2 separate regions of the Mus musculus genome follow, and region 1 is linked to region 2. The links are chromatin loops, found by intact Hi-C in ENCODE. Cell type or tissue: heart. All regions are shown on one strand.

The links. A loop is a pair of places that touch in the nucleus more often than their neighbours do. Peaks named below come from ENCODE experiments on the same cell type or tissue, not always from the same donor. Only the 100,000 strongest peaks of a DNase experiment are listed, where the experiment ranks them.
Region 1: a loop joins it to region 2, with 3 times the contacts of the local background. A loop is called at or near these places in 3 of 42 quality-filtered maps.

The regions. Positions count from the first base shown.
Region 1 is chr5:45,290,225-45,294,224 of GRCm38, forward strand. The region is part of intron 4 of D5Ertd615e (DNA segment, Chr 5, ERATO Doi 615, expressed); the gene reads right to left. Among named protein-coding and RNA genes, the nearest start is that of Gm46912, 130 kb to the left of the region's middle. In heart, no CTCF peak of the experiment used is centred here; a DNase peak (open chromatin) is centred at 2,307.
Region 2 is chr5:44,493,554-44,497,553 of GRCm38, forward strand. All of the region lies in intron 5 of Ldb2 (LIM domain binding 2), which reads right to left. Among named protein-coding and RNA genes, the nearest start is that of Gm40297, 65 kb to the left of the region's middle. In heart, no CTCF peak of the experiment used is centred here; DNase peaks (open chromatin) are centred at 698 and 1,748.

The DNA.
Region 1 (4,000 bases), 800 kb after region 2:
AATTTCTGTCCTAAGTACAAATGTGCAGCGCACAGCAGAAAGTACCAGGAATGTGATTCCCACTTCTAGATTACTTGGTCATTGCCAAGGCCCCCCAGGGGTTTCCAGTGCACCTAAAACAATGCCTCAGTTTCTGTCTTTTACCAGGCTGACCTTTTCACAACCTGGCCCCCTTCCTCTCCAGTGGCTCCAGCTATTTCTCTCCCAATCTCAAGTCCTACTTTCCCACCTACTCCTGACCTACACTGGCTTCTTCTTCCTCTCTCTTTGCCTTCACCTCTAGGATCTTGGTTGTTCTTCTCCTGCCTACTCTCCTTCCAGAAACACATTCAGATCCAACCCAGCCCTACTCTACAATGATACTAGCGCCTCCCTTAGTCACTGACACACACCTCATGCTTGGCCAGGCCACACTGCTGTAGAAGGGCATGCCCGCACTCTATCCCTAGATTAATGGCATCTGTGGCACATTCTTCTTTATCCTTTTTCATCCCAGCAGAATTAGTTGCATGAGTTGGGGAAATCATATTTTGTTCTTGGTTTTGGTGGTAGTATAGCACAGGTTCAAGCAGAAGATAGAAAGGATATGTCTAAATCCTAACTCTGGTAACAAGGACCTGAATGTAAGGTGATTTAGAACTGGACTCTTTGTCGCTTTAACTAAGCTGAAGATTTCTGGATGAGGTCATTTTGGATCTAGAGTAGACCCTAAATTCAATGACTATTATATTTATAAGAGAAAAGAGAAGGAGATTTGAGACAAAGAGACACCCAGGGGTCAGGGGGAGAAAAATCATGGGAAGAGAGAGGCAGAAGTTGGAGTGAGTGATGTGTCTGTGGGGATTCCTGGAGCCTTCTGTTGTTGAGGAGCATAGGAAAATTTCTACCTCAGTCTCCAGGAAAAAAAATAGAACCTGCTGGCCCCTGGAAGTCATACTTTCTCTAGACTTGCTGGAGAATGCATTTCTGCTATTTAAAAGCATCGCACTTGTGACAATTAGGTACAGAAGCTACCCAAGCAAAGGTAGGGAAAGGTTTCTGAGAAAGAAAACATGAACACATACATACTTGGGCAAAATTACTCACTGTGTAACATGATTTCATTTTGGAAATCTCCATAAACATCTAAACCGCTTCATCCCAATTTAAGAAGCCCTGCCTGGCACCTACCCCTATCAGGGGGAATTGTCTGCCGTGGGAAAGCAGCATACTGTGGGACAGTAGCAAGGTCAACTGGGGTGTCCCTCAAGCTTTCCCTTCCCCCACAGTAGTGGAGTCATCTCTTTCAGTGACCTGAAACAACTCTTGCGTCACCACAAGCCTGTAGCCTCCTGGCTTCTCCTTTCTGCTACCTAGACCCACAGATGAATTCTCAAAAGTGGTCCACAATCCCAATTCTGATTCTGCCCCCACCCCCACCCCCACACCCCCCCACACACACACACTTAGGTCTGTCTTCCTAACACAGCTAGGTTTATAAGACACAGAATCTGAGGGCATGTAACTGCTTCAAACACATAATAGATATATCAAAATGAAGGCAATCGCTAATTTGCAGCTTCAGTGGTTGAAGGAGAAAGGTATGTCTATAACTTTCTAAATTATGTCATGTTTAAAATCAGATATTATTCCTCACATTATTGTCTTGTTTACTTCTTCAACATAAACTGAAGAGTCACCTCAATGAAAATTAAGGCATACTGCTTTTCACAAATGATACCAGTTTGATACATGACTTTTAAAGTTAATAGCTAATCCTACCAGCATCTGTTGGCTAAGGAAGTAGAAAATGTACCTTCTCTAATTCAGCCAACACCCACAGCCAACACCCACACCCACCCCCCCACCCCACCCCACCCCACCTCACCCCACCCCACCCCACCCCACCTCACCCCACCCCACCCCACCTCACCCCACCTCACCCCACCCCACCCCACCCCACCCCACCTCACCCCACCCCACACCACACCACCCCCCACACACACAGTTCTTCCCACAAAAATACATTAGATTTTGGAAATGCATTGAAGACAAATGAAGAGATACTATGATCCTGGGATACTGCAGGAGTTTCTCATGAGTAGGAGTGTGTCAGCGTGAAAATAAGGAATGTGTCAAAAAAGCAATATTAGCCCTCTTGTCCACACTAGAGAAAAAGGCTCAGTTGAGAACTCCAGGGATTATTGCTGTAGTTTTGGCAGAAGTCAGTACTTTGCTAGAAGGTCAAAGGGCCTGAAGCAGATGGTGGGCCTCCTCTGACTCACAACTGCAATGTCCTTCCTACTCATTCTTGGCCAAGGTCTTATCTTCTCTGCTGCTGCTGCCAAAGCTTCCTGCCCAGCCCTTTGCCTCCTGCCACACCCCTCTGGATGTGGAAGCCATAATTCATGCAGTCAATGATGTCACTCCCAGGTTTAAATTTTTCTCTCACTATTTGATTGCCTTGGGGATAAAAATCTGATCTCCCTACCCTAATCATGCTCACTACACTAGCTTCTGCCTCCCTACGGTAGCTATGTGTGCCTGATCTCAAACCATATCATTGCAATTAAATGTCTAGCTCATTTCATAAACGGAGAGGGTTCGCCTGTAGCTTGCTATTCATATAGCCTCCTAGTTCTTATACTTTTGGACATCTAAGGCACTTTCCTTCAAATTTTGTTTTAATTTAACATATGTGCTTTATTTTGGAGTATTTTTCAATTGATATTTTAAAATCCTGGGAAGATTAAACAATAGTAAATTCTTCAAAAGAATGCAACCTGTGCACAAACTTGCACACGCGCACACACACACACACGTTCAGAGGTGTGTTAACGGGGTGCTGATGACAGAGCAATTTCCCAGTAGATCTATGCCAAAACATTAGTCTAAGACATTGAGATTCTACCAAATGAGCAATATTCTCTCCAAATGTCAGTCAAAAGAAAATATGTGGCTGTGAAAAGAGAAAAACAATGTAGGACATTTTCGAAATAAACCTCAAAGGAAGTAGGTTCAACTTGAGTAGAACCATCCTAAGGGAGCAGGTCTGTGGGCATGGGGGCGGGGCTTGAGGGCTCTACAGTCTGGGGTGGGGGCGGGGCTTGAGGGCTCTACAGTCCGGGTGGGGGCAGGGCTTGAGGGCTCTACAGTCTGGCAATGTTCTCCTATATTGAATGCCAAGAGAAGCCACTCAGGCCTCAGTTTAATTACAGTTTTGATCTCCCTGCCCCCATGCTGATCTGGTGCCTCTTTCTTGTACGAGAGTGGAGTGCTGTCTACACTCTTTGTGCCTGCAGTCACAGCACTGATTAGCAGTTAACTTCTCAGCAGCAAATTAAAAACTAGAGGGGCTTGGGCTGGATCTATGCATAGAAGAAGGTGCCCAAAACACTGAACCAGAGGGAATCAGTAAAGAAATAAGGAAATATATGAAAATATGCTACCTATTCTTTCAGAGTTCTATCCTGTTATTCTATGGGGCAATTGAAAGAACTGAGCTGCATGTATGTAGGCACACACACATACACATGGGGGACTAATGAAAGAAGAGAAAAATATTTAAACAGAGATAAACGTATATATAATAAAATATATTAATGAAAAACACAAAGATAACTGGGAACAACCCAGTAGAATAGGACACAGGAGGGGGCAATGGGAGAGAAGGACAAAGTATAATTACATATATGGAGAGAGAGACAGAGACAAAGAGAGACTTATTTTAAATCCATGTTTGTACGTGTTTGCTCTCAAAATTAATAATTTTACAAAATGGACTGAGCTTACAAAAACCCATACTTATCTTGAGAAACCAAAAATCTATAATAAGAGGAATGGACTGTAACGTGAGTTTGTATGGAAATATCTCAGCAAAGAGACCAAGGAGCATGAGCACTCTGCATGGCAGGTCATTGTCACACCAGCAGTGCACCTGCTATGAGTCCCTGAAGGCAACAGCTATGGGGCTACTTTCTGACCACATAGCCTACATCACACTTGCACACTTAGGAAGACT
Region 2 (4,000 bases):
GTTTTCTTCTGGGGTTATCTGCATGATAAAGCCTCGCTTTGAAGGTCCAGGTATCCTTTAAATGACTGTTCCCATTTCTCCCCAGCAAGATGCTCTTAAAGCTTGACTTTACTCAATTTTGTTCGTGTGTGCTAGCAGAAGGACTTCCGAAACTGCCAGCTACTATTTTGGTGTATGTATGGTTGGGCGGGCTGGATTTGCCTTTCCCTTAAACAATGGGTGGGCTCTGGGAGCTCGGCCTTACTGTCTGTTCTTAAGATCAAAGCAATCAGGCTCCGAGAGATGAAGGTGATTCTCCATTCATACATGATCTTATTCTATCTACATCCATACATTCTCTCAGGCTATCTTCATGACAATGGCTATAGATCTGGATCTGTGCCCCTGCCCCAGCCCCCCCCCCCCACCCCGTTTCTCTGTTTTGTTTTTAGAGGTGTTAAGTACTTTGTCCCCAGAGTACTAACTAACCAGTCATGGAATCAGTGTGTGTTCAGCTCCTTTGGTCAACAGGCAGAAAAGCGCTCAGCAAACAGCAGGTGCTCACTAACAACCCATGGAACAAATGGGTTATCCTAAAGTTCCCGTTCTCTTTCCACTCCCCTCTGCTGCCGGCAAGTGGTTATCTCTTTCAAGCTGACTGAGAAGCAGGTGGCCAAGCCCTTTCTTCTTAGGGCAGCTTTGGGCCATTCTGGTTTCTGTTACCTCCCTGTAACCCCCCAGCTCACAACTGTATCTTTCGGAAACAGCTTAGGAAACAGCAATTTCCCAGCCCCTCGTTGCTGTCGATATGAAGCTGGAGAGTGATATTTCCTTTCCCTTAATTCCTCTGAAAGGCAAACAATGTTTTCCTCGGGAGTTCTGCGTCAGCTCCTGACTTTTGGTAAGCCAGCTGCACGCACCAGTCACATCTTCCCATACAGTGTGAGATCATATCGCCCTTGCTGGTCTTCATTGTGATTATGAAACACATCCCTTGTCACTCTTCACCTGTGTCCTTGGCAGCCTCCTCTGCTTCCCAAACACCATTTGTCTCCTTCAAGTTCTTCGGGGTCCCAAATCAATCATAGGTTTAGAGGATCGTCACCCACAGTTGAGGGCTGGCGGAGCTGAGCAGAGGAACAGACACTTTCAAATCAGGGGTGCGGTTTAGGAGCGCCCACAATCAAAACGAGTTTTGTCTAAAAACACTCAGGAGAGGACGTGGCAAGGTATCAGATGAGGAAGCACCCATATCCGTAGATTTTCACGGAGACTTTGTCGTTCAAACTAATGAGCAAATGGAGAATAAGACCTGTGATGAATGCAACTGAGTTCCATTTGGAATTAAAGCCTCTAATAAAAGCCTTTTTCTGTGGTTTCAATCTCCCTCACCACCATCGTCTTGAGCATTAAAAATAGATTTTTTTTTTAGACTGAGAGTTTTTTTGTTTTTTTTTTTTTTTCCTTAGTGGAGGGGTGGGGCAGGAATGGGCATTTTTCTTTACCTTTCTCTTTCCTTCCATTTTTTTTTCTCTTACTTTAAAATTGTGATAGGAATTAAGGTTTTGAAGGCACATAACAGATGATGGGTTTAGGGCTTCACCGTGTTCTCTCTAGGGACATACATACACTCGAGTGCCTCTTTACTGGGGCTCAATCACAAATGCAGTGTTTTCCACAGGATGCCATTTTTAGACTGAATTATAGGAAGTCTGCAGCACTAATAAATGGACAAGAAGCACTGAGTCACAGAATATGGTCCCGTGCCAAGGTGAAGGCCAGCTTGGCCTTTAGCCAGTGGACTGTAGATTGATGTTACAACAGCGAAAGTAAAACCAGTTGCTTACAAAGGAATGATCAATCAGCTGACAAAGGTCCAGGCATTTAGCCCCCACTCTTAAGTTCCACCTCTATTAATAGTAGCATATTTTGAACTTTATTGGTAGTCTTGGAGTCTCCTACTCTGAGGTGGGTTCATTGTGAGATTCTTAAAATCAGATGTAATTTGGGGAGGTGAACATTGGACAAATGTTGATCTTCCTGTCTCTCTAATGAGCGATGTCTATTTATTTGTCTCCATGACACAGTATACAGAGCAATAGTCACGAGGCTTCTTCAAACCCAGAGCTGTGGGTGTCTTCTTCAGATATGGTACTAACTTCCAGTAGCCCTGGATCCTGGGGCTGTGCAGTCGGCTTTCTCAGGTCCTCTCTGATTTGAGGAACTGTCATTCTTCTCCAGGACAAACTGATCTCCCTGTGTCATTTTGACCTGACTTAGATGGGAGCTACTTCCTAGGAGTTAGGAAGTTGAAAGCCAGTCAGTAGACTCTTGTTCCCACTATGGATGAACTCACAAGCTCAAGCAGCTGGGAGGATGGGGGAAGAAAAGGAACTTTGTGATGAAATTAGGGTGGCCATCATCATCCAATATCCTCAGAACAGTCCTTGACTGTAACTCACAGATCTGAAGATGGCCCTGAGATGCCTTCAAAAGGTCTTAGGCAGTCAATAGAGCACAATCAATATATTTGGAGTAAAACATGTTTTTAAAAATACCTTAGGAAACATTTCTTCTTATAATATTTTGTTAGTTTATTCTTGGATCTATTGGCTAGTGTCACAGAGTTCTAGATTTTGGAGAATTTCTAAACCATTGCTAATAAGCAGCACATTTTATATGTAGATTATGCCTGCAGCAGGCCAGGAAAGAGCCTGGGTTTTTGAGTCAGACCTAGATTTAAAGCTCACCTTGGGCCTACAGTGATGTGCCTCTCCTCAGGTTCAGTGTTGTCGGACTGAGTTAAAGCAGATGAGTTTGAAGAGCACACACACAGAGCATGATCAGTGTTCAAGGAAAGGAAGTGAATGTGTTCTATGGCTTGGCCATTGCACACAGTATACATACGTCAGGTTATCACAGCACATCACAGATGTATATCATCAACTTGCTTCAGTTTCTTACGTTAATAAAAACAAAATGTTATGATTAAAAAATGTTCGTGACACAAATAAAACTTCCGGCACAGTCCTCAGTTTGACTCTGAGCATCAGTTTAGTCTCTAGTCCATAAGCCTGAAACTTATAGGAGAGCAAGACAGACAGAGAAGGCCAGCTCTCTCATCACCTCTGGATCAGTAAGGCCAGACACCCTGTTGGTAGGTGGTCACTTAGGACGAGAACACACAGGCTTAATAACATTCCATTCAGGATTACAAGGAAGCTGCAATTCTTTTCAACTTGAAATTTTAATTAAATGTACTCAAAGGGAATGCAGATGAGGCCACCAAACAGGGTCATCCAATGGTTACTGGAGGCTCAAGCCAGCTGCAGAGCAAACCCCACTGAAGGGTAAAGCTTCTACGTATTGATAGTTCCAGCATTAATAATATTTCAAACCAGATTCATAATCATGTAATTATCAACACAATTCATATCACACAGCATGTGAGGGCTCTGAATTATTAATCACTCCAGTTCACTCTCCACACAGAGCACCAAGCGACAATTTCAACTCTCCAGCAAAATGAGTATAAACTCAGGGGTGGGAACATAGTGGAGAAGCAAGCCGAACACTCACTTAGTATCTGCCTGGGGACCATTAAATAACAATGAGTGCCCTGTCTACAGCACCTGTGGGGATGGCAGTTTTAAAGTCCAAGCTTGAGTGGACTTGGCTTGGCTCCCAAAGCCTGTGCAGGGCAAACTATGATTAATGTTCTTGAGGTGCTTTCTCAATCTCAGTCTCCATATGCACCCCAAGGGGCAGGGCGATGCTTTCATGTCAATGGGCAAGACACAGTAAGGATGGTCTTATAGTCCGTCTTACTCCAGTGTGGCATGCCTCCACAATTGGTATCATGTACCCACCTTAGGACGTCAGAGTGTCTTCACAGGACTCTTTTAGCGTTGGCCTAAGGGAGGAGCGTGTTTTTACTGATGGCTTTTCTAGAGTTGTATGGTAGTCTTGGGTGATGAGAACAAGGTAGAGAGACATGTATGTACAACTTTATGTTCTGCAA